Regions from separate parts of the Mus musculus genome. Here all the other regions are linked to region 2. The links are chromatin loops, found by intact Hi-C in ENCODE. Cell type or tissue: heart. All regions are shown on one strand.

Region 1 (8,000 bases), 900 kb before region 2:
GCCGGTTCTTGCGAAAGACTCGTTGAATCCATATCCCAATTTCAACTTTAACATCTCTCACCAAGGGGACTATGCAGTTCTTGCTGCAGAACCTGAGGTACAGGTTGGCATTGATATCATGAAGACTAGTTTTCCAGGTGATGGTTCACTTTTATGACATATTAAGTGTTTTATGTCTCAGATCTTAACTATTAGGCAGTTGTAAGTTTACTGGCAGTACTTAATTTACTGATAAAACATTTAACCAAAAAGGATGCATTTCCTTTAACTTTTATCTATAGAGACAGTAGATTCTATATTACTGTACCTTTTAACCCCTTTAAATTGTTAGCTACATTTTCTTTAGGTATCATCATTTTTCTAAGTATTTTTGTTTTTTTCTTGTTACAAAATAAGCGAGGCTGAATTACAAAGATGAGCTTCTTTAAGCTCATTGTTCTGAGTTCAAGGAAACCCTTGAGGACTGGGATAATAAGTTTATTAATGAAGGTGGTACCCGCTATGGCCTTGCAGTGCTCTTGTATTGGCAATTAAGCTTCAGCATGAATTTTTAAGAAGCCTTTTTGAAGCACAGCTCCAATGAAAGGACTTAATGGTATTGTTGAAGGCTTGTTCTAAAGTAACTGCTACTGTAGAGGAGTCAGGCTTATTTTTGTGAATAGTCCACATGGGTTTGTAGCTCTGGGGAAGCTTCATAGGAGCTTTTTCTGTAACTAGAAGTTAGTGGAGAGGCCATTAGACACTTAGAAAAAAGATAGATAGCACAGTTAGTGCCTATCTGGAAATAAACAGATTTTACAACCCATTTTGTGAGGGGTTGACTGTGGTCAGTACTGAATAAGGAAGTCATTATTAATTGACGTTTTAAATAGTAGGAAAGTATTAAGCAGATATTGAAGATTCTGTCTCTTGTTAATACTTTATTAATCCTTTGACACCCATCAATTTTGATTATAACCGTTTCCTTTTATAGTTTAACTGGCTCAAAGCTTATTATGTTCCAATAACACAGAGGAAGAGATCCATTCAGTTGGCACTAGTGTTGTGTCATTACCATTCCACTCATTTTCAAATTGTGATTGGGTGCTTCTTTTCTTAGTGATGATGAGAAGTAAATACCTGTTTGCTGCACTGGCAATTTATTAGACCAGAATAAGTGAGGTAGTTCATCAAGGAATATTCTTCAGTCTTGGTGAATGATGAAGTTATAATTTTTGATAGAAGGGGAAACCTACTCTGTACTACACATTGACAATTCCTGAGACAGAGTCAGCATAGAGGAGTGTTATTAGCATATCGAAGGAGACAATTCTCTTACCCACATTCTGTGTGTGTGTGTCCATAAGAAATATTACATAGGAGTGTTAATTCCCATATTACTTAGCCATGTTGGCTAAGTACTGTTCATTTCCCAATAGATTTAACTGTGGGATCTTAGCACAAGTTGTCAGTAGTATACATTTCTGATCAAGTATTTTTCTCATTTCTTAAGCTTTATTTACAGTTAAAGATGTTTACAGTTTTAGGTGAAGTAAAGGTATAGTTTAATGATTCAATTTAACAGTATTTACAAAATAACCATGAACAGTATAAAAATATTTAAGTTCAGGAAATAGTAAGAATTCTATTTGCATGATTTTGCAATTTCATATTTGTTTTTCTATTATAAAATATTTTAGATAGTAATTGCCACAATAAAAATAACTTTAAAATATTTTGAGAAACAATTCTAATTTTAATTAACTCAAGTAATTTAAAATGAGTGTTATTAGGTATACTGAAAAGCTTCTGTATTCCCAGCACTTTGGAAGTAGAAGCAGAAGCAAGACTATGAGTTCAAGTCTATCCTGAAGTACATTGACTTTCATCCCAAAAGATTTTGTTAACAGAATTGCTCTCTAGAGGAGCTATTGCATTATAAGTATAAATTAAATGTAGTTGGTGCAAATTAGGCCTGGATATACTAAAGAGTGGAAAAGCCTGTTTCTTGTCTCCTCTCATACCCTTTCTTCTGAAGTATTATATACTCCTAACTGGTTCTCTAGGTAGAGCTAAGTGATCTTTTGAGAAGGACACAGTTTTAAAGTTGTGAAATAGGTTCTCATTAGACATATAATAGAATTCAAACTCCTAAACATAACACTGTTATTGTGTTCTTTTGTACTTTCTATTCTCAGGCATGTTACTATTTCTCATTTCTCTCTAGTTTTCTTTGATCATTGTTTTCTGTCTGTTACAGTATTTTATTTCCTTTAATTAGATGTTGCTCAACTCCTCCTTACCTCCATCTTCCCCTTGATAAGTCATATTCTTTGAGAAGAATGGATAATTTTACTGCTTTGCTTTTAAATGTATGTGTGCTGATATTATGTATAGAGGCCAGAGGACACCCCACAGCAGCTGTCATTCTCAGAAATGCCACCTACCTCTTGAAACAGGATCTTTTCAACCTGTAGCTTACTGATTAAGCTAAACTAGCTAGATCCTGTGAGCCTTAGGGTTCCACATATTTCCTCCTCCCCAGCACTGGAATTATAAGGCTGTATACTTGTATTACTGGGCTGGTATTTTTTACATAAGTTCTGACGACCATTGAACTCAGGTCTATATATTATATATATAATGTTAGCACTTAACCATTTGAGCTTTCTTTGTAGCTGAATGGTAAGTTTTAACTGAGATGCTTTTATTAGTCAGGGTTCTCTAGAGTCACAGAACTTATGGGTAGTCTCTATATAGTAAAGGAATTTATTGGTGACTTACAGTCTGCAGTCCAATTCCCAACAATGGTCAGTAGCAGCTGTGAATGGAAGTTCAAGGATCTAGCAGTTGCTCAGTCCCAAATGGCAAGCAGGCGAAGGAGAGAGAGCCTTCCTTCTTCCAATGTCCATATGTAGTCTCCAGCAGAAGGTTTAAAGGTGTCCCAGATGACCTTGAACTCGGAGATCTCCCCTGTCTTAATCTGGAATCCATAGCCACTAAGCTTCAAGATCTGCAAACCAAGATCCAGGTTAAAAACTTCTATCTCCCAGCCTCCAGATTAGGATCACTAGTGAGCCTTCCAATTCTGGATTGTAGTTCATTCCAGATATAGTCAAGTTGACAACCAGGAATAGCCACTACAGTGCTATTATAATACATGTGTACCGGACACCTTGTTTTAGAATGATATAGATAGGCTTTGAAGTTCTGGTACTATAATAGACTGTTTTGTTTATAGGCCTACAATAGTAGCAAAATGTGTTGGTTGTTGGTGATTTTGTTATGGGGTTTTATTATGTTTAAAATAGACCAGTTATGTGATTTTGATTATGTAGAACATTTAGTTAGTAGCTGACATTCTTCTTTAGTAACTAAGCTTTAAGAAGGATCAAGTATTTCAACACTTAAGTGACAATTCACATTTTTCAGTCCTATACCTCTCATATGTATGTGTATATATATACACACACACACACATATATATATACATACACATACATACATATATATACATACATACACACACATATATACATATATGTATATATATACGTACACATACCTGTGTTCTTAATATTTTATAGGATGATTACATATATTGTAGTAGAAATCAATATATATAAATAATATTAAGAATTTGCCTATGTGTCTGCCCAGTAATGATGCTGGTATTTTGAGAGACAAATTTGTTTTTCTACTGGGATTTTCTAACGTTTTTCTTCTAATTTCCTATGGAGTAAAATAGAATATTTGGCCAGTATGCATTCCCCCATAACACCACAGGGTAGTGCTGCTGTCCTTTAGTTAGGTATTTAGAGATTCACCATTGACTGCTGTTTATTTTGTGCTTAAATATATAGGAAAGTGTACACACTGGTATTTTTTTCAGCCATAAGTAATGAGTTATAGTATTTCTTTATTGCCAGTATCCCAAATACAAATTAAGATATTCTTCCTCTTTATTTCATATATGCTACTTATGCCGGAGTCTACTTGAGAAGAATTTATCTTTTAAATTTTGTGGATGTGGGTTGTATGGGTTTGTAAATTTGGAGGCCAAAAGTTTTCATCAGTTTCCTCTTGTCACTAATACCTTTTTTAATGTTTGTGACATAATCTCTCACTGAATCAGAATGCTGGTCAGTGAGCTCTGGGGATCAGTTTCACCTCCCAACCGTGCCCTGACAAATACCCTTTCTGACAGTATTAGGTTATAGATACTGGCAGCTTCTGTACCTTTTACAGGTGCTGGGTAATCTAAGCTCAGATCTGTACTTCCTTAGCAAACTACTCATTGAACCATTTTCTTAGCCCTTTCACTTTTTTAAGACTAGATGCCAGAAACAGCGAATGAATCAGTTATTATTGAGAGGCATCCAGTAATTCTCAGTAAAGTGAAAATGAGCTTTGGATCACTAAAAGGATGCATGCCCCCAAATGGTCATAGTCTCTTGTTATACCATTCTCAAGGTCATAGAGCCATAGTTGTGATCTCAAGTCCTCCAGATTTCTGGGTTAAGGAAGGAGGGCCTGTTTCGAGACTTGACTATTGAAGTTGGAACTTGGGAGAGTCCTAAACATTTTTGCACAAGAACTGGTTTTTAATGTTTCCTTCTCTGACTTACTCTAGGCGAGGTATGTGGTTACTGCAGAAGTTCTAAATAGTACAAAAGAGTACAGTCTGTTGTGTTCCAGATCTCCTTGAGTGTCTAGATGTATATATTGATTTTGCTTTTACAGTAGTCATTTCAAGTAAGCAGTATACATTGTTGAACTACCTTCTAGTTACAAAATATTATACAACAGTTGTTTTCTTTTTCCCTTTAGTAGTGTTGAAGGGTCAAAATATAACATTAGTATGAATTTCTGAAATATATGTTGTCATACTTATGTATGACATTTTCTTTTAGATGTTTAAAATTTAGAACAAGTTTGACTGTCAACTATTCAGGTTTTTGGAACATGTTTCAGAAGCTAGGGTTTTTCTGCTTAATTATTTAACTCCTAATTTCACAAATTCTTATTAAACTGGTTCTTTTAGGCTAACACATGCTTGTTATCTTGAGTTATTCTTTTAATTTCTAATTTATATCAAAATTAACAATCAATAGAAAAGTATTTCTTTTGTTTTTGTTGGTTTATACTAATAGGAATTTTGGTTTTTTTGTTGTTGTTTTTTTGGTCTTTTGAGGCAGGGTTTCTTTTGTTGTTTTTGTTTATTTATAGTAATAGGAATTTTGGGTTGTTGTTGTTTTGGGTTTTGTTTTGTTTTTTTTTTTTTTTTTTTTTTTTTTTTGAGACAAGGTTTCTCTGTATAGCCCTGGCTGTCCTGGAACTCACTTTGTAGACCAGGCTGTCCTCGAACTCAGAAATCCGTCTGCCTCTCCCTCCCAAGTACTGGGATTGAAGGCGTGTGCCACCACGCCTGGCTATGCAGGGCCTTGCACATTCCACGCAAGCACTCTACTACTGAGCTACATTGTACCCTCACTTAGGATTGTTTTCTGAATAAGTTGCCTTTCCTGTTTGGGTAGTCCTCAGTAGTTTCAGTCATACAACAGCTTTTTAAGTTTTGTTTTTATGTTTATTTTTAATAGAATAAATTTTTAATTCTGTATTCGCTGATTTGGCAGGTCGTGGTTCAATTCCAGAATTCTTTCATATCATGAAAAGAAAGTTTACCAAAAAGGAGTGGGAAACAATCAGAAGTTTTAATGATGAATGGACTCAGCTGGATATGTTTTACCGGCACTGGGTACAATTCCTTTGTAATTCTATAATTATTCCATTATATTCACTAGAAATAAGAGTGAAAGATTTGTAGTTACTGCTAATACCATATAGTGCTTGATACAAATGGACAGATTCTTGAGAACTTTGGGATTTTTTTAAAAAATCTATATAACTCTATAGAAACACATGAACCTTATTTAACAGAAAATGTCACATCACAGTTCTTATAATTTAGTTAATTCTCTTAGCAACCCTTTGAGGATGGCATTGTTTGGTCATTACAGTTTACACTTGAGAGATCTTGAATAATTTACACAGACTGCTACTAAGATTGTTTTCGGTGCTATTACAATGAGCAAAATAAAACAATTACAACTTTATAGCTGTAACAAACATAGAAATCAAAATGTACTATATCTATTAATGTTATAAAAAGTTTTAGCTATTGAATCCTCTAAGAGAAAATGTCCCTTTTTCTCTCTAGGCACTGAAAGAAAGCTTCATAAAAGCCATTGGAGTTGGATTGGGATTTGAAATGCAGCGGCTTGAATTTGATGTATCTCCATTAAACATGGACATTGGTCAGGTTTATAAGGAAACCTGTTTGATTTTGGATGGGGAAGAAGAAAAAGAATGGGCCTTTGAGGTAAGGAATTTATTATAATTATTATAGCTAAGACATTCCATATTTATTCACGTATGTGCGAATAATCTAGATTGTTCCTGAAATTTATAAGAATGTCAACAGTGTAGAGTACATATCCATTGTGAGCTTGTGTAACTTTCTTTGAAAGTAATTCAATTCCTTTTAATTAGTAATTAAAATCTGATCATTAAAACTATCTTTCAAGACATAATGGTGCCTGCATTCAGTTTCAGTATTTGGGATCTCTGTGAATTGGAATCCAGCCTGGTATAATAAAAGCAGTTGGGATTTGTGTTTTCTAAATGTTACTGTCTGTCCTAGTTAGGGTTACTATTGCTATGATAAAAAGCCATTTGGGGAGAAAAGAGTTTATTTGGTTCACACTTCCACTTAGTCCATGCTAAATGAAATCAGGAGTAGAACTCAGGCAGAGTACAAACTTGGAGCCAGGAGCTACTACAGATGCCATGGAGAGGTGTTGCCTACTGGCTTGCTTAGCCCACTTTCTTGTAGAACTCAGAACCCAGCAAACACAATGAGTTGGACCATCTTACATCAATTACTAATGAAAATGCCCTATAGGCTTGCCTACAGCCCAATCTTCCTTTCTTCCTTCCTTCCTTCCTTCCCTCCCTCCCTCCCTTCCTTCCTTCCTTCCTCCTCTTCCTCTTCTTCCTCCTCCTCCTCCTGCTGCTCCTCCTCCTCCTTCTCCTCTTCTTCTTCTTCTTCTCCTTCTTTTCATGGTATATTTTCTCTATTTACATTTCAAATGTTATCCCCTTTCCCGGTTTCCCCAAGGAAACACCCTATCCCGTCCCCTGCTTCTATGAAGGTGTTCTCTCACCCACCCACCCACCCACTCCTGCCTCCCCACCCTGGCATTCCCCGACACTAAGGCATCTTGCCTTCACAAGGCAATCCTCTGCTACATATTGCAGTTGGAGACATGGGTACTCTGGTGGTGGTTTAGTTCCCTAGGAGCTCTGGTGGGGCTGCTTGGTTGATACTGTTGTTCTTCCTATGGGGTTGTAAACCCCTTCAGCTCCTTCAGTCCTTTCTTTAGCTCCTCCATTGGGGACCTAATGCCCAGTCCAATGGTTGGCTGTGAGCATCCACCTTTGTATTTCTCAGTCTCTGAGAGAGCCTCTCAGGAGAAAGCTATATCAGGCAAGGACTTCTTGGTATCCACAATAGTGTCTGGGTTTTGTGACTGTATATGGAATGGATGTCCAGGTGGGGCAGTCTCTGAATGGCCTTTCCTTCTCTCTCTGCTCCACACTTTATCTCCATATTTTCTCCTGTAAGTATTTTGTTCCCCCTTCTAAGAAAGGCCAAAGCACCCACACATTGGTCTTAGCCATTCTGACTGGTGTGAGGTGGAATCTCAGGGTTGTTTTGATTTACATTTCCCTGATGGCTAAGCATGTTGAACATTTCTTTAGGTGCTTCTCAGCCATTTGATATTCCTCGGTTGAAAACTTTTTTGTTTAGTTCTGTACCCCATTTTTAAATTGGGTATATTTGATTCTCTAGAGTGTAACTTCTTGAACTCTTCGTATATATTAGGTATTAGCCCTCTATTGGATTTAGGATTGGTAAAGATCTTTTTCCTGTATGTTGGTTGGTTGCTGTTTTGTCC
Region 2 (8,000 bases):
GGCGGGGAAGGAAAGGAGGGGCCAGCGGAGGCAGTACCAGGTATTGGAAGAGACAGGAGATAGGAGAGAAGTCCATAGGCCCAGGAGAAGGAATAGAAATAAGTACCAGTGGGGGTGGGGAACTTGGGGAAGTACTAGAAAGTCCTCAACACCAGGAATTCGAGAGACTCCCAGGACCCAATGGGGATGACATTTGCCAAAATAGCCAACAGTAGGAAGATAGAACCTGAAGAGATCATCTCCAGTAGATAGACATGGCCCCCATGGGAGGGATGGGGCCAACCCCTACCCCATCTAAAAAAATTTAACTCATAATTGTCCCTATCTAAAGGAAATGCCAGGACAAAAATGGAGCAGAGGCTGAAGAAAAGGCCATCCAGAGACCTCCCCACTGTGGGATCCATTCCATCCACAGACACCAACACACTCCCCACCCCCCTTACTATTGCTGAAGCCAAGATGTGTTTGCAGACAGGAGCCTGGTATAGCTCTGAGGGGCTTTGCCAGCACCTGACTAAGAGAGATGCAGATACTCACAGCTAACCATTGAACTGAGCCTGGGGATCCTAATGGAAGAGTTAGGGGTAAAGGAGCTGAAGAGGATTGCAACCCCATAGAAAGAATAACAGTATCAATTTAACCAGAGTTCCCAGGAACTAAACTACCAACCAAAGAGTCCATGGCTCCCCCTACATATGTAGCAGAGGATTATTGCCTCATCTGGCATCAATGGGAGGGGAGGTGCTTGGTGCTGTGGAGGCTTGATACCCTAGAGAAAGTGGATGCTAGAGGACTGAGACAGGAGTGGGTGGTGGAAGGGGAAGTACCCTCTTAGAGGCAAAAGGGAGGAGGAAGGGTGGAAGGATTTGTGAAGAGGAGACTGGGAAGGGGAATAACATTTGAAAGATAAACAAAATGATTAATAAAAGGAAGTTATTAATAGCTTTCCTTTGGGACTACCAATCTTCACTAAATTTGGGTACAAATCACACACAGTATTCAGTACAAGACTAACATATATCCTCTTTTCTCTCTGTCTCAAATAGGATTTGGAATCACTTTAACCTTCATTGTCACTGTGGCTAGTTCTTTAGACTTTCCCAAAAGTTATAAATCTGACCTTTTTCCATGCCTTCAAAATAGACAGTGCCAATACAATTGACTCAGAAAAGTTATCCTCTTAAAAAGAAAGAACCATATGGCTAATTTCTAGTCAGCAGTCAACAATAGTAATACAATGCAAGAAGTTTCTTCTGCTTTCTCATCCATCTGTCAAAATTCCTAAGCTGACTTTGGTCCTTATCAAACTGTATGTAGATTTGTCTAAAATTCTTCACAGCTGACAAAGAGTTTCTTCCAAAAACTGTTTGAAATATCAAACAGACAGTCATTATGATTATTCATTATATCTATTTTGAAATCAGCCAATATTCATGATGCTTTATCTGACCAAGACTAACTGCCCACCCATCCCCTTAAAATGTGACTGAAGGAAGGCATTACTCATTCTTCCTATTTATTTTCTACTCTCTATATGCATTTAAACTTATTTAAAATTCTTTTATCATAAAACAAAAAACCCAAAACATAGTCACGGAACATTCCGTTGTTCAACTACAAATTCATCTTTTTCACTGTCACAATTAATCAGGAATAACTGTCAATAACTGTTCAATAATTTACTTCTTCCGTTTTTATAAACTCCATACATTTCAATGTTAATGAGAATTCTGTTTCCAAAACCTGGGGTCGGGGAGCACATATTCTGAGTCTCTTATGCTAAAACAGTGTTTCAATCAGTAAAGGCTGGCCTAAGCCTGGAGTTGAAAGGAAAACGTGGAGGAAACACCAACGTATTCAAATGTGTCCTACTTCCAATAAGCCGGGGCAATGACTCATGCTTCGAATTAACTGGTAAGAAGAGTCCTCGGATGTGACACTGGACACAGAAACTGAGCAATCCAGGCGGCTGAAATATCAAGAGTGCTTAAAAACTAAGGAAACTGGAAGGAAACCAATCAATCTTTTTGCGGAGAGAAATAGCAAATGGAGCCGGTCCGAGCGTTTAGAAGACAACTGCATTGGAAAAAGACCAAAATCAGACAAGGTGAGATACCGAAGTAACGAGAGAAGTGAGTGGACTATCTCCCAGGATTCTCAAGTCCTACAACTTTTAAATAACATTCCGAAACCGTAAGATTTATAAAACGAAAGTATTTCAAGAACTAAATCTCGGAAAGCGATTACCTAGCATGCAGAAGCCCTTAGTACAACCCCAGTTTTAAAAAGGAAGAAAGAAAATTCTCCAAAGCCGGGATACCTGGCGTAACACCTCGGCCCTGGCATTACGGGTCTGTTCTTTTCGCTCTTCGATACTGCTAGCACTTTCAAATCTTACACTAAACGCCTCCATAGTTGTTGCCGTCGAAAAGCAAGGACGCCGTCGGGAAACCTCGGTTTACGACTGTCGTAATTTAGAAACCGAATCTGCATTTCAAAATAGTAGGGAAGGGGCGTTACTATGCCAACAGAGCAGGCGCAGTTCCGAATGTTTCGCCTGTGAAAGGTTCAGCGGAAACTTGTAGCCTGCTGGAGAGTTGATCTTTCAGATGTACTAGGTTCGCTAAGCGCTGAGTTAATATAAACATGCGTTATTATGAGCCCTGCGATATATTAACTCATTTCTCAATAGGACTCTTAAAACACTCCAGTAAGCTAGAAGTTACTTACTTCCCCCTTCTTGCCTGACTTCCTGTGACTGTGCATCAACCTGAAGGGAACCTGATCAGAAAGTCAGAACGTGGGGGGAAAAGGGAAAAACAAAAATTGCTCTTAAGAATCAGTATAGGGGCTGGAGAGATGACTCAGTGGTTAAGAGCACTGACTGCTCTTCCAGATGTCCTGAGTTCAATTCCCAGGAACCACGTGGTGGCTCACAACCCTCTGTAATGGGATTGAACGCCCTCTTCTGGTGTGTCTGAAAACAGTGACAATGTACTCATATAAGTAAAATAAGTAATTAAAAAAAAAAGTTCAGTATTTTTCTTTGATGGGTGTCTTGAAATATATTTAAAACTGGGGTAGAGAGATGGGTCAGTGATTTAGGTGCTAACTGTTCTTGCAAAGGACCTAAGGCCACATCCAGGAACTCACAGGGATCATCAAAACCATCTCTAGCTCCATTTCCAGGAGATCTCCCTCTTCTGGCCTCCACAGGCATTGCAACTACATGATGACATAACACTCATTAAATAAATAAATAAATAAATAAATAAATAATTCTTAATTATTTGGAGGTCAAGACTTGGTGTTGCACAAGCCTGGGTGCAGGAAGAGTCCTCATCACCCAGAAGAAAGATGCCTTGGTTGTGTGGTTATCTCTCATAAAGAAAAAACAGTGACCTCTGTTGTATTTATTGCATCTTGCATAATTAAGTCTCTGTATCAAAAGACTAGCCCCATCTGTGCTTCATTTGATTCGCCCACTAGGATAGAAACAGGAAAGTTGAAATAAGCCATTTCTATCTCCTTTTGCCCATATCAACTCAGCAAATTTAAGATGACAAACTTGAATGGTTACAACCCCTTTATTTGATTCATTATGTTTGTGAGGCAGCACTCCAGTTTGTGCATCTGAAGCAAGGATAACCAGCCAATTCAGAGTTGATAGGAAGGGCTAATATACCTGCCCACGCATTACCAAAGGCACTCAAAAAGACTTGCCATGAAATATTGAAGGCTAAACGCACTGATGATTTTCGAAAACCTTGCTTCTCCGTAGGGAGAGCTTTGAAATTTCTTTTGTTGTTGTTGTTGTTGTTGTTGTTGTTGTTGTTGTTGAGAAGCAATACTCATGAGTCCTTGTACCAAAAAGAGTCAAAAGAAATAAAAATATCAAGAAACTAATAACCAGATTTTGTTTCTTTCTCTCTTATCTTCTCATCCAAAGATACAATGGTGATGAGAGGACGGACTGATATTGTTATATCTAAGGTAGAGTAGACAGTCATACCCTGGCTAATAGTGAGGAGCAGACTGTATCCACATTCATTCTACAGGGCCTGCTCTGCTCCATCTGTGTAAAGAAAACCACAGGTAAGGCCTAAGCCCTGCTAGACACTAAAATGTCCTCTGTGAGGACAGTCTAGGTGCAGACATGCTGAAATCTGGCCTTCTAGTGAGTCTAGGAATGTGTCATGCATATCAGTTAGCCTTTCACTGTGCTTTTAAAAATTGTCTGAGGATGAAGAGATGGCTCAGTAAAAGTACTACTCATGTGGAGGTCCCACTTTGGGTTTCTGGCACCTACATGACAGGCCCCTGTCATGTGTAACTTCAGTTCCAGTGGGTGAGATGTACTCTTCTGGTCTCTGTGGGTACTGTTTGCATATGGTGTACTTACATAGAGACAAAACACTCATCTACATGAAAGAAAAATCAATTAATCAAAACGTTTTTAATAGATTCATAATCCTTACCAAATTAGACATCTTGTTTGAAAATAATTATTCACATGAAAAAACATTTTGAAGAGATTAGGTTAAATTTCATCATCATGTATAAGGCAACTGTCAAGATCAATAAAGATTATCCACAAAACTGACCATAAAATAAAGGCATATAGTGTGTGAAAACAATAATGCATGGTAAAATGCATAAATCAACATGCAATGTATATAGAACATGCAATTATTTCACCAGAGAAAGAAGAGTCAGGCAGACAGACAGACAGACACAGACACAGTGTCTTTCTTTGAGACTGAAACATACCCTATGAGGATGACCTATGTCATCCCAACTATATGTTCTAGTTCACATAAGACAATCATTTTATATATTTATATCAGTTTCCCTGGTGATTATCGACTGTCCCTTATTTAGCTTCAGAAAGAGTCACAGTTTAGATCAGTAATCACATAACCACTCTAAGAGTAATCCTATTTCAACTCCTCTTCAATATGTAGTTGGCTGCCTTTAAGGGTAAGATAAGAACCAAAAAAGACCAAGAGTCTTTTCTGACAATAAGCTGTACCCAGTAACAGAGATTTGAAATTCTGTTCCCAGCCCCTGAATCTGTGATGATTTCAGAAATATTAGTGAGGCATTAAGTGCACAGGTTCAAAATCAAGATTTGCCAGACTAAATAACTCTGCCATTTATTTAGTCATGCCACTTTAAATTATCTGCTGCATTTGGTTTTTTAACTGTAATGTGGTTAACACTGTATGTTCCAACTTCTGTGAGAATACAATGAGCCAAAGCATGTGGGGGTTTGAAACTATATGCTAAGTGTAAATCAAGGGCAACAATTATGAGACACTGGTATTATCTCCAAGTCAATGACTTAATTGTATATCCTATTCACCTTTGTCAAATTAATATAGCCTAGAGTCATCTTAGGCCTTGATTGAGAGATTGTCCAGATCACTTTGACCTGTGGGCATGAGTTGGGGAGAGCTACATTGGCTGTTATTTGATGTAGGAAAAAGCAGTCCACTTTGAGTGTCACCATTCTTTATCCAGGTGGTCTCACATTATATAACAAGTATGAGCAAGTGAGCCATTAAGCAAACAAGCAACATCCCTCTATGTTTTCTGCTTTAAGGTCATGCCCTACTTTCTTCAGTGATGGACTATGACCTGAAAGTGTAAAGCAGATGAATCCTTTCCTCCTATTAGTTGCTTTTGGCCATTGTCTTTGTCACAGCACTAGAAAGGAAATAGAACACTGTACTGGCTGGGTTTGTGTATCAACTTGACACACACAGGCTGGAGTTATCACAGAGAAAGGAGCTTCAGTTGGGGAAACACCTCCATGAGATCCAACTGTAAGGCATTTTCTCAATTAGTGATCAAGTGGGGAGGGCCCCTTTTGGGTGGTGCCATCTCTGGGCTGGTAGTCTTGGATTTATAAGAAAGCAGGCTGAGCAAGCCAGGAGAAGCAAGCCAGTAAAGAATATCCCTCCATGGCCTCTGCATCAGCTCCTGCTTCATGACCTGCTTGAGTTCCAGTCCTGACTTCCTTGGTGATGAAGAGCAGTATGGAAGTGTAAGCTGAATAAACCCTTTCCTCCCCAACTTGCTTCTTGGTCATGATGTTTTGTCCAGGAATAGAAACCCTGACTAAGAAAAACACCATGCTAAAATACTCCTTTTCTCTCCAATCTTTATGGTATAAAAGCCTTCTACAATCATTGCATTTTCGTTAAAAATCATGTAAGAAATAAGGAAAGTATTTATCAGTGGGTTTTTAAGCATTAGAACACGTGATGGTTTGTATATTCTTGGACCAGGGAGTGGCACCATCTGGAGGTGTGGCCTTGATGGAATAGGTGTGACCTGGTTGGAATAGGTGTGTCACTGTGGGTGTGGGCTTAAAACTCTCACCCCAGTTGCCTGGAAGTCAGTCTTCCACTAGCAGCTTTTGGATGAAGACATAGAACTCTCAGCTCTGCCTGAGACATGACAGCCTGGATGCTGCCATGCTCCCACCTTGATGATAATGGACTGAACCTCTGAACCTGTAAGCCAGCCCCAATTAAATGTTTTTTATAAGACTTGCCTTGGTCATGGTGTCTGTTCACAGCAGTAAAACCCTAACTAAGACAGAACATATCATGAATTCTCTTTAGTGGAGCACCAAAGTAGTTTGTATTCAGATGCTGTTTTGCCTACAAATAACCACCACCATTTGTGGTCCCCATTAGATCAGTGTCCAGATGAATTTTAAAAATAAAAGGTTAAGGTAGAGATGTCACCATGGTAAACATTTTCATTATCATTTATGAGTAAAATCATGGGAAATATTCTCTTCCCTTCTGACTCTTGTAAACACTGATCATCACTGAGTTCACATATATCCAATATGTAATCCAAAGTTTATAATTCCTATACCACTTTGTTTCACATGCATAATTTCTAATCATCACAACAATTATGTATTCACTTAAAGTTAAAGTATTCTATAAATCTCATCTCTTTTTTTTGTTTTTGTTTTTTGTTGTTGTTGTTGTTGTGGGGGTTTTTTTGAGAAAGGGTTTCTCTCTGTATAGCCCTGGCTGTCTTGGAACTCACTTTGTAGACCAGACTGGCCTCGAACTCAGAAATCCACCTACCTCTGCCTCCCGATTGCTGGGATTAAAGGCATGCTCCACTATGCCCGGCTTCATCTCTTACTTTCTTATTCACTGTATAAAAAAGACTTTGTCATTACCAAGTTGAAAAAATGATGGATCAGACAATGTATGAAAGTGTCTTTCCCTAACATCACACTGTTACTAACTTTTTTGTTGTTTGTTTGTTTGTTTGTTTTTTGTTTCCTAAGCTTGGACTTTCTTACTACTCCTATAATGGTGTTTGGTGTGGGTTTAAAAAGAGAACAGAACCAAATCCTAGTTCTCCATTAGAGTACATAAAATCACCTCAGATGGCTGTCAAATGCAAACACCTGAATTCCAGCCCAAAACAGTGAAGCTCCTGTACCTAGACAGACCTAAAAATTGGTCCTCAATTGGAAAGGGCCAGGTGAACATTCAGGTACTGAGCCACCACATTGTGAGAAACATCATTCTAGGTGATGACACCCTACATGGAAATTGTAGGGAAAACTCCAAAGAGCCATTTTATCCAAACAAAATGGTAATTTAAACATAAGAATTAAAATAATTAGCAGGTATTATAAATAAGGGTCCTACTAACATAGTGGAGCATGTGCCCTTATTACAAGTTAGAGCATCTTCTGAGTATATGCCCAGGAGTGGTATAGTTGGGTCCTCAGGTAATACTATGTCCAATTTTCTGAGGAACCACCAGACTGATTCCCAGAGTAGTTGTAACAGCTTGCAATCTCACCAGGAATGGAGGAGTGTTCCTCTTTCTCCACATCCTTGCCAGCATCTGCTGTCACCTGAGTTTTTCATCTTAGCCATTCTGACTGGTGTGAGGTGCAATCTCAGGGTTGTTCTGATTTGCATTTCCCTGATGACTAAGGATGTTGAACA
Region 3 (8,000 bases), 970 kb before region 2:
AATACACAGAAGAATCAGAATAGAGTCTAGAAGCTGAAAGCTGTGAACAGTTTTTACTATGCAGGCTTGTGTGCCAGTTCTGTCACTTAAAGTCCCTTTGGTCTCAAGCAGGTGAGCTTCACATACATGTCTACTAGCTGATGATAAATGAGACCACGATACCAGTTATGGCATTAAGGATTAAAAGTGATAATCCAATGAACCTATGATGACTAAGATACAATAAGCTCACAAGCATCAGCTACCATTGTATGTCTTAGTATAGACCTGCACATAACTATTTCTTTACTGGATGATTAACCCTAATACATGAAGATTATTAGAATAGAAACAAACTATATTGTGTTTCCAGACTCAGAAATCTTTAATAGCATCCAAAAAGATTTTGAGAAGGAAATAACAATTTGGATCATACACAATAGACTGATGAGGGACAGAAATAAAAGATAAACATGCCAGGAATTAAAGTAAGAAAACTGGATTAAGGCCTAATACCAGCCACTCTTTAATGCTGGATTAGTAAAACCCAATAGTTTACTGAAAAATTGTACCGAAAGAGAAAATTATAACAGTAAGAGATCATTTGTTTTTTCAAGTCAAGGAACTTTCCTCCTACATGGAGAAATATATTACTGAAATATATAAGGATAAAAGTCTTCAATAAAATAATGACTGCTGTTAACAATAGAATCTTGTACAGCATACACCATCAGATTTTGCTGCTCTCAAAATTCAAGATCAGTTAACTCACTGGACTGGTCTAACAGCACCACTATATGGCAAAAAATAGGAGGTGTTTTAACCAACCAGGATCTTTGTGTCTTTAACTCCTCAGTAGTTCTTACCAACTGCATAGCCTTCCCTGCCCATCCCCACAGTTCTTTTGTCTATACTTGGAGTTTACAAAGTGGCATCCCTTTGTCTTCAACTGAACTATGCTGAACTAATGAACTATCATTTATAAAATACACTTCACTGCATTTTTAACCTCAATGGACTTGATATTAGAACCCTATGATGATGGCTATCCTTGTTTGTCAACTTGGAATTACACAAAAAATGGAGGGTTCATCTCTGAGTGATTTTTGCTTAATTTCATGTAGGAAAATCTATTTCTAATCCAGATCTTTAAGGTAGAAAGATACACCTTTGATCCAGGTCATTTGAGCTGGAAAAATCCACCTCTAACCTGGGCCGCATCTTCTGGTGAACCCCATGTAGAGACACAGAAGAAGGACACTTATGCTCTTGGCCTGCTTGTTCTCACCTCACTAGTCCATTCCTTCATTATCATTAGAGCCTAATTCTCTGGGATTCCAGATTATGCTAATGACCAGCTGAGACATCCAGCCTCATAAATTGAACTAGACTCTTGGACTCTCCATTTATAGCCAGCCACTGTTGGATTAGCAGCCACTGTTGGATTAGACTGCAGCTGGTAAGTCATTCATATATATGTATGTATATATATATACATATATATACATACACACATACATACATACTTTCTAAAAGTTCTGTTACTCTAGAGGACCCTTATTCTGGTCAGTCTTCACTTAATCCAGAGAAAGACTTTACCTGAAGCCTTGACAGTATTGAGTTAAAGAACATTTGAGCATCAGTGCAGTCAGAGATAAAATCTGTTAGCTGCGTTTACAAAAGCAAAAACTAGCAGATTATGAATATGTCTGTCTTTTTGTACCATTCCTAGTACCTTGATGCTGTGTATGAGAGGTTTGGATTTTCTCTAACAGACTCCCAAATAAGTTCATCAAAGGTATTTACTCAGCTCCTACATTTGGGGCACCATTCCTGGTGCTAGGGATAGAACCGGTCATAAAATGTACAATTACACTATTTTTGATGCCCAACACGTCCCCCTCTTTATTGTTTTCATCCTGTTCTTACAGTAAGGAACTTGACAGTCAGTCACTAAATCTCAGGTCCCAGTGTTCGAACCACAGACAGCAGCTGTTTTCCTGAACTTCCTGACCATTGGGAAAGGAAGAATAAATAACCCTCCAACTTGTGGAGGGCTTCCACAATTATTCTTTACTGTTCAGAAACAGAAATGTTGTGCAGTGCACTCACATAACTACCAATGATGTACTGTAAGATAAAACTAGGTATTTCCTCTGTAACGACTGAATGGACTTTCTAGGTTTTTGTCTAACATAGAACTAAAAGATCTGGAAAAAAAAAACTGGCAATAACATCTAAATTAAAGAAAGAAAGAAAGAAAGAAAGAAAGAAAGAAAGAAAGAAAGAGAGAGAGAGAGAAAGAAAGAAAGGAAAAAAGAAAGGAAGGAAGGAAGGAAGAAAGAAGGGAGGGAAAGAGGGTAGGTTTGGGGGGGGGCGGGGGAGAGAGGGAGTCACTAAGTAGTTAAGAAGAAAAGCATTCCAAATCTACAAACTTCCCTCCACCCCTGTCTCACTCCAATCTTATTTCAAGAGTGACTTCCCTTTCCTCAATATTATTACAGGGTAATTATTTTCCTTCCTTTAAAACTTGAGGTGATAAACACAACTGAAGTTTGCTTAAGGGTCTCCCGCTACGAAGTAACGTTGGGAAGGTGCAGTTGAGGCCTCTGGGACGATGGATCCCACAGCCTGGAGTTTTCGGTGGGGGAGGGGTCAAGGTGGTGCAGCGCCCAACTAGAGTCCAGGCAACTTGGAGGGTTATTATTGCTTTCCGAATGGTCAGCAATAGCCCTACCTAGGTTTCCCTCACTTCTGCAGAGGCCCAGAGCTTCTCCCGAGTCAGGTGACAATTATGAGTGGGACTTTACTCCACAGCCTCGGGATCCTGCGCTCTTCAATGTCAAAACCAAAGCTCACCGAGGCGACACCCCACAGAGACCCACCCTGCCAAGTCTCCTCTGCTCCCTCGAGCTCCCCAGTCCCCGTTGCTCCGCTGCAACCCAACACTCACCTGCGACCCCGGGGCACCTCTGTCGGATCGCCCCTGAGGGTGCTGGAAAAGAGATGCTTCATGGAGTCCCCGCCCACCAACTTCTGCCTGCTCCGATTGGCTGAGATGGCTGTTGCTCATGGGTTGCAGCTAATCCATTTGTCCAGGGGGAATTGCCACTCTGCCTTAGAGCCCGCCTCAGGCCAGGCCTCACAATGGGAATCGAGTCCCAAACCGGTTCCGGGTTAGTGCCCTGGACAACGCCCCGAAGTGATTCGCCTCCCGTTCAGCGCTCACTTTTTGCCACGTGACCCTGTCAATCAAGCGTCCTCTAGCAAAGGATTGGTCCCTAGAGACAGTCTTGCCTCGCTGCTCCGCCCGATGGAGACTGGCCTTTCAATCTCCAAACTCCGCTCCTGTCCTTGATCTTCGATAAGGCCAAGGAAAAATGGAAACCCTTGGGTCCTCCTCTCCTATTCACCTAGCTGCGGTCTCCGTGGACCTCAACCTCTGACGTTGCCTTTGCAGTTTTCAAATCAAAGACTCGTTTTGTACTCTTAACCTAAAATGGAACATTTGGCTTGTGGACGGTTTCTCCAGTGTTCTCCATCTCCTCCCTCTGATCCTTCAGAGCCCTACGGGCTGATGTCTCCTTTGGCATTGTCAGTGAACCTGGTTTCCCACTTCCTCCGTTTCAGGAATGTCCAGTTCTCCCTGAAAATTACTAATACCCATCCTCTCACAGCCCACTCTTCAAATTAGAGTCAAATTGAGACGCCTACAGTTTCTCGGGGGAAATTATTCCTAATATGCAAATTAGGAAATTCTCTTTAGGCTTTTAAAATCCTAATCCTGCTTTTCTCTCAGGCTTTTTTTAACATGGTCTCCCTTTTTGCTTCCCCCAGCTCTCCACTGTTCTTTTGAACTCTTTAGTGTCTTAGGGACTGCCTTTGCCTTGCTGTGTTTCCACCCTGTAAGGCTTTCCCAGGATCAGAATTCATTTTGGAAATTCTTTTTTCTTTTCTTTTCTCTCTTCTCTCTTCTCTTCTCTCTTTCTTTCTTGTTTGTTTGGTTTTTGTTTTTTGTTGTTGTTGTTGTTGTTTTTGTCTTTTTGTTTTGTTTTGTTTTGTTTTTTTGAGACAGGTAGCTCCGGCTGTCCTGGAACTCGCTCTGCAGACCAGGCTGGCCTCGAACTCAGAAATCTGCCTGCCTCTGCTTCCCAAGTGCTGGGATTAAAGGCGTGTGCCACCACTGCCCGAGAAATTATTTTCTAAAGTAACCTTTCCTATGCAGTTACTTCGCAGCTACTTCAATTTATCTCTCCAATATAAGTTTGCCAGATGGGAAGGATGGCAAGCTAAATTTGAATAACAATTTCAGGGTGACATTCCACATTTTTTATTTGTTGACTCTGACAATCATGCTCAAGTGAGATCAACCACAACCTATATTTTCCCCATTATAGCTCTTTTTTTTTTTTTTTTTTTTTGCGTAGCAAAGCTTCTAGCATGTAATAGACATTTTATAAAAAGATGTAAAAGCATGACAAAATGTTGTGTGTATATAACAAGTCTTTATTTTTTCATATAATAGTCTTTTTTAAAATTAGGTATCTTCTTTATTTGAATTTCAAATGTTATCCCCTTTCCTGGTTTCCCCTCTGAAAACTTCCTATCCCTTCCCCCCTGCCCCTGCTCACCAACCCACCCACTCCTACTTCCTGGCTCTGGCATTCCTCTACACTGAGGCATAGAACCTTCACAGGGCCAAGGGCCTCTCCTCCCACTGATGACCAACTAGGCCATCCTCTGCTACATATGCAGCTTGAGTCATGGGTTCCTCCATGTGTACTCTTTCGGTGACGTCCCTGGGAGCTCTGGGGGTACTGGTTGTAACAAATCTTTAATGTTTATTTCTAGAAAAATAATTGCACAAACTATGAAGTATTTATGAACTATGATCTTTGAAGATCAATGAACAGTTTTAAGATTTTTATTATAATTTTGCCTAAAGAGAAAAAAAATGATTTTTGCCATTTTGTAAGAGATACAGACACTTTGGTTTTTGGAATATTTGAAGCAAAATCCCCTTTATGTAGAGCAAGCTATCCAGGAACTTTACAATCCTCCTATTTCAGTAGCACTATAATCACTAGAAACTTCTATTCTGTAGAGCAGGAATAAAAGTCCCAACCCCCAAATTCACTGCAGTGAGTGAATGTTTAGCAGGTTAGCAAATTCTGGATTATCTTTGACATTCATTGCCTTTACTACAGTTCTTTACCAATTTCTATGCAAGTCTTAGCAATTCTATATCTGTAAGTTAAGTTACTTATTTGTACTTTACCCTAGTTCTTTGTTTTTAAGAAGTAAAAGAGACTGTGATCAGCACACAAAATACAGATATTAGCAAGGTCTCACGGTTACCTAGGAAGCTCACCTTTGTCAACTTAACTGTTAACACTTCTTGAGGGAAAGAGACATGATTGATCACATGGTTCTTTGATTTCTCAACCATAGAACTAAATGCTGAATTTTCCCCCTCTAAAAAGACAACACAGAGACACAAAAGTCGGGGAGAAAAGCACTGTGTGTTTTGATCTATCTCCTCAAAGACCTGAACATGTCTTTCTCCTGCTTGGCATATTACCTTGTTTGTTGTAGACCATTTGGCCCCTTCCATATTTATACTGTGAAATCTTAATCCTAGGTGTTTGGAAATGAGGCCTTTGGAGATAAAATTCTGTCCTGAGAGTGAAATCTTCTTAAGTGGGGTTAGGGCTCCTATAAAAGAGGATATAATGTTTTCCTTTTCCCTTTCTACCATATAGGGACCTAGCTAGAAGACAACCATCTACACAATTCCTAAGGCATAGTATCTGCCAGCAGGCTGACCTTGGACTTTCTAGCCTCTGTCATTTTGTTAAATGGATATTGACTGATGAAGCCACCTAGTCTCTGGGAGTGTGTGTTTGTGTGTGTGTAATAGCAAGTTGAATGGAATAAACTACTGTTTATACATACAAGTTCAAGTTACTAAAATCTGAAATTTAAATACAGCTAACAAAATTCAAATTGGGAAATTCTGTAATTAGTTGGTCTTGATAGAATTCTAAGTTTATAAAAAGATAAACTAGAAGAGTATTTTATTATCATACTTTTACATATAGTCTTTTAATTCCTGTTCTCATGGTGTTATCATTAATGACGACTTTCACCCTGTCTATTAGTGATCAACCTGTGATTCCAAGTCTCCAGCTGCACACAGTTGTCTCCCCTGCACTCTGCTCTCTTCTGAAAGACAAGTTCTATCACTTCCAGTAGTGTGCTCTTTTATATTGAACCACTTGATTGATCTAAACTTTTCAAAAGACAAAAAGCATACAGTAAAAGACTCTTTTCATTTTCTTAATTTTTCTCATTCCCAATAATCTGCACCTTGGAAATTCATCACTAGCCTTTTTTCTTTAATGTCTGTATTTTTGCATGTTATTTCATTCTTTTGTTTGTTGTTTTGTTTTTTGTTTTTTTGTTTTTTGTTTTTCGAGACAGGGTTTCTCTGTGTAGCCCTGGCTGTCCTGGAACTCACTTTGTAGACCAGGCTGGCCTCAAACTCAGAAATCTGCCTGCTTCTGCCTCACGAGTTCTGGGATAAAAGGCCGGCGCCACCACCACCCGGCTTATATTTCATTCTTACTGCCTCTCCCACACTTTACATTTTAATTTTTCCTAGTTATTAGAATGTGTATATTATTAGAACATGTATAATATACACATGTAGATGATAATTTACTAGATAGAGAAAATATTCTGGTTCTCAATCATGAGTTCAAAAGCAGATAAGTAAGTCATACAGTATCTTTTTAAATTCAAAAGGTCCCTAAAAACCCTCAAGTAATTTTATTTTTATTTTTTTACTAATTTTTGTGGCTCTGCTTTTCCCATATTTTTTCCTGGAACAAAACCAAAACAATTTTTCTATTGTTTATACATTAGTAGTGAATGTTCAATTTTAATTATTTTAAATTTATAACTTAAACATATTTCAAATTTATTTAAAGGGAAAGCTAATTTTAGATAGTAAAAATATTTACACTACCTTGTGAGTTTAAAAAAATCTGTTTAAGCATATTTTTCCAGCTTGATTAAAGTATAGTAAAATATATGTCATATTCTATATTTTTCTGATAAACAGCACTCCACTATACCATGTACTTTGATAACCCCAGCTCTTCATTCTTCTTAGGGAATGAGGAGGGTTTTATTTTAATAGAATTTGGAATGGTGTCAGAATCCAAGGCTTCATTACTATAGCAACAGAGAACAATGGAAACACCAAATGTCAAATACAATCAATGTTACCTTAGCAACAGTCAGGTGCTTTAACCAAACATTTACTTTTCTGGTCAGTCTCTTTAGTGCTCTCATTTATATGAATACTCAAAAGTGGAGAAAAGTTCAAAATTATTTTTAAAAGAAAAGCTCTTCAAGAGAAGAAAGCAATTAGTTTCACTCTCTATTATGCCAAGAAAGAAAGAAAGAAAGAAAGAAAGAAAGAAAGAAAGAAAGAAAGAGAGAAAGAAAGAAAGAACCAAAACACTCACATGATTCACAAAGAAAACTTTTTAGAGGAAATAGAAAGTCTCAGTTTAGTCTCACTTGGATTTTTTGGTTGTTTTGTTTTGTTTTGTTGTTTTTTCCATTATTCCATTTTTCTTATTTACAGTCAAGCAGATTGAAGCACATCTTTTAAAGCATGTTTGCACTGCTGTTGCCTGAAATTTCAAACCACTTTCCTTGAGCCTCTGAATAGAGGTAATTCTGCCATATGAAAAGAGGAGACACTATCTGTTCCCCTAGACCCAGTCCCTCAGACTTCTCCCTAGAACTGCAAGGGAACACCAGCTACAGCCCTCCCACCTGGCCCCCAACCTCCTACCTCCCACCTCCCCACCTCCTACTAGCACGGACCCTCCACCCTCTGCCCATGCTTTCACTGTATCTCACAGCCCATCTTTTCTGCCCTTTCCTTTCCCACTGGTTGCTATAGCCCAACCACTAACTCAGGTAGACACCCCCTCCCTGTTCAA

Evidence for each region. A loop is a pair of places that touch in the nucleus more often than their neighbours do. Peaks named below come from ENCODE experiments on the same cell type or tissue, not always from the same donor. Only the 100,000 strongest peaks of a DNase experiment are listed, where the experiment ranks them.
Region 1: a loop joins it to region 2, with 6 times the contacts of the local background. A loop is called at or near these places in 13 of 42 quality-filtered maps.
Region 3: a loop joins it to region 2, with 2.5 times the contacts of the local background. A loop is called at or near these places in 5 of 42 quality-filtered maps.

The regions. Positions count from the first base shown.
Region 1 is chr9:4,300,831-4,308,830 of GRCm38, reverse strand. It overlaps Aasdhppt (aminoadipate-semialdehyde dehydrogenase-phosphopantetheinyl transferase), which reads left to right. Exons shown (of 6, transcript NM_026276.3): 2 at 1-137; 3 at 5,616-5,737; 4 at 6,200-6,361. Among named protein-coding and RNA genes, the nearest start is that of Aasdhppt, 4.7 kb to the left of the region's middle. In heart, a CTCF peak has its summit at 3,763; no DNase peak of the experiment used is centred here; H3K4me3 peaks cover 688 bases.
Region 2 is chr9:3,398,511-3,406,510 of GRCm38, reverse strand. It overlaps Cwf19l2 (CWF19-like 2, cell cycle control (S. pombe)), which reads right to left and starts at 2,426. Exons shown (of 18, transcript NM_027545.2): 1 at 2,321-2,426. The coding sequence starts at 2,413. In heart, CTCF peaks have their summits at 2,981 (motif pointing left) and 3,183 (motif pointing left); DNase peaks (open chromatin) are centred at 2,480 and 3,200; H3K4me3 peaks cover 1,736 bases; H3K27ac peaks cover 1,332 bases.
Region 3 is chr9:4,371,556-4,379,555 of GRCm38, reverse strand. Msantd4 (Myb/SANT-like DNA-binding domain containing 4 with coiled-coils) reads right to left here and starts at 3,004. Exons shown (of 3, transcript NM_145609.2): 1 at 2,933-3,004. In heart, no CTCF peak of the experiment used is centred here; a DNase peak (open chromatin) is centred at 3,145; H3K4me3 peaks cover 1,975 bases; H3K27ac peaks cover 1,585 bases.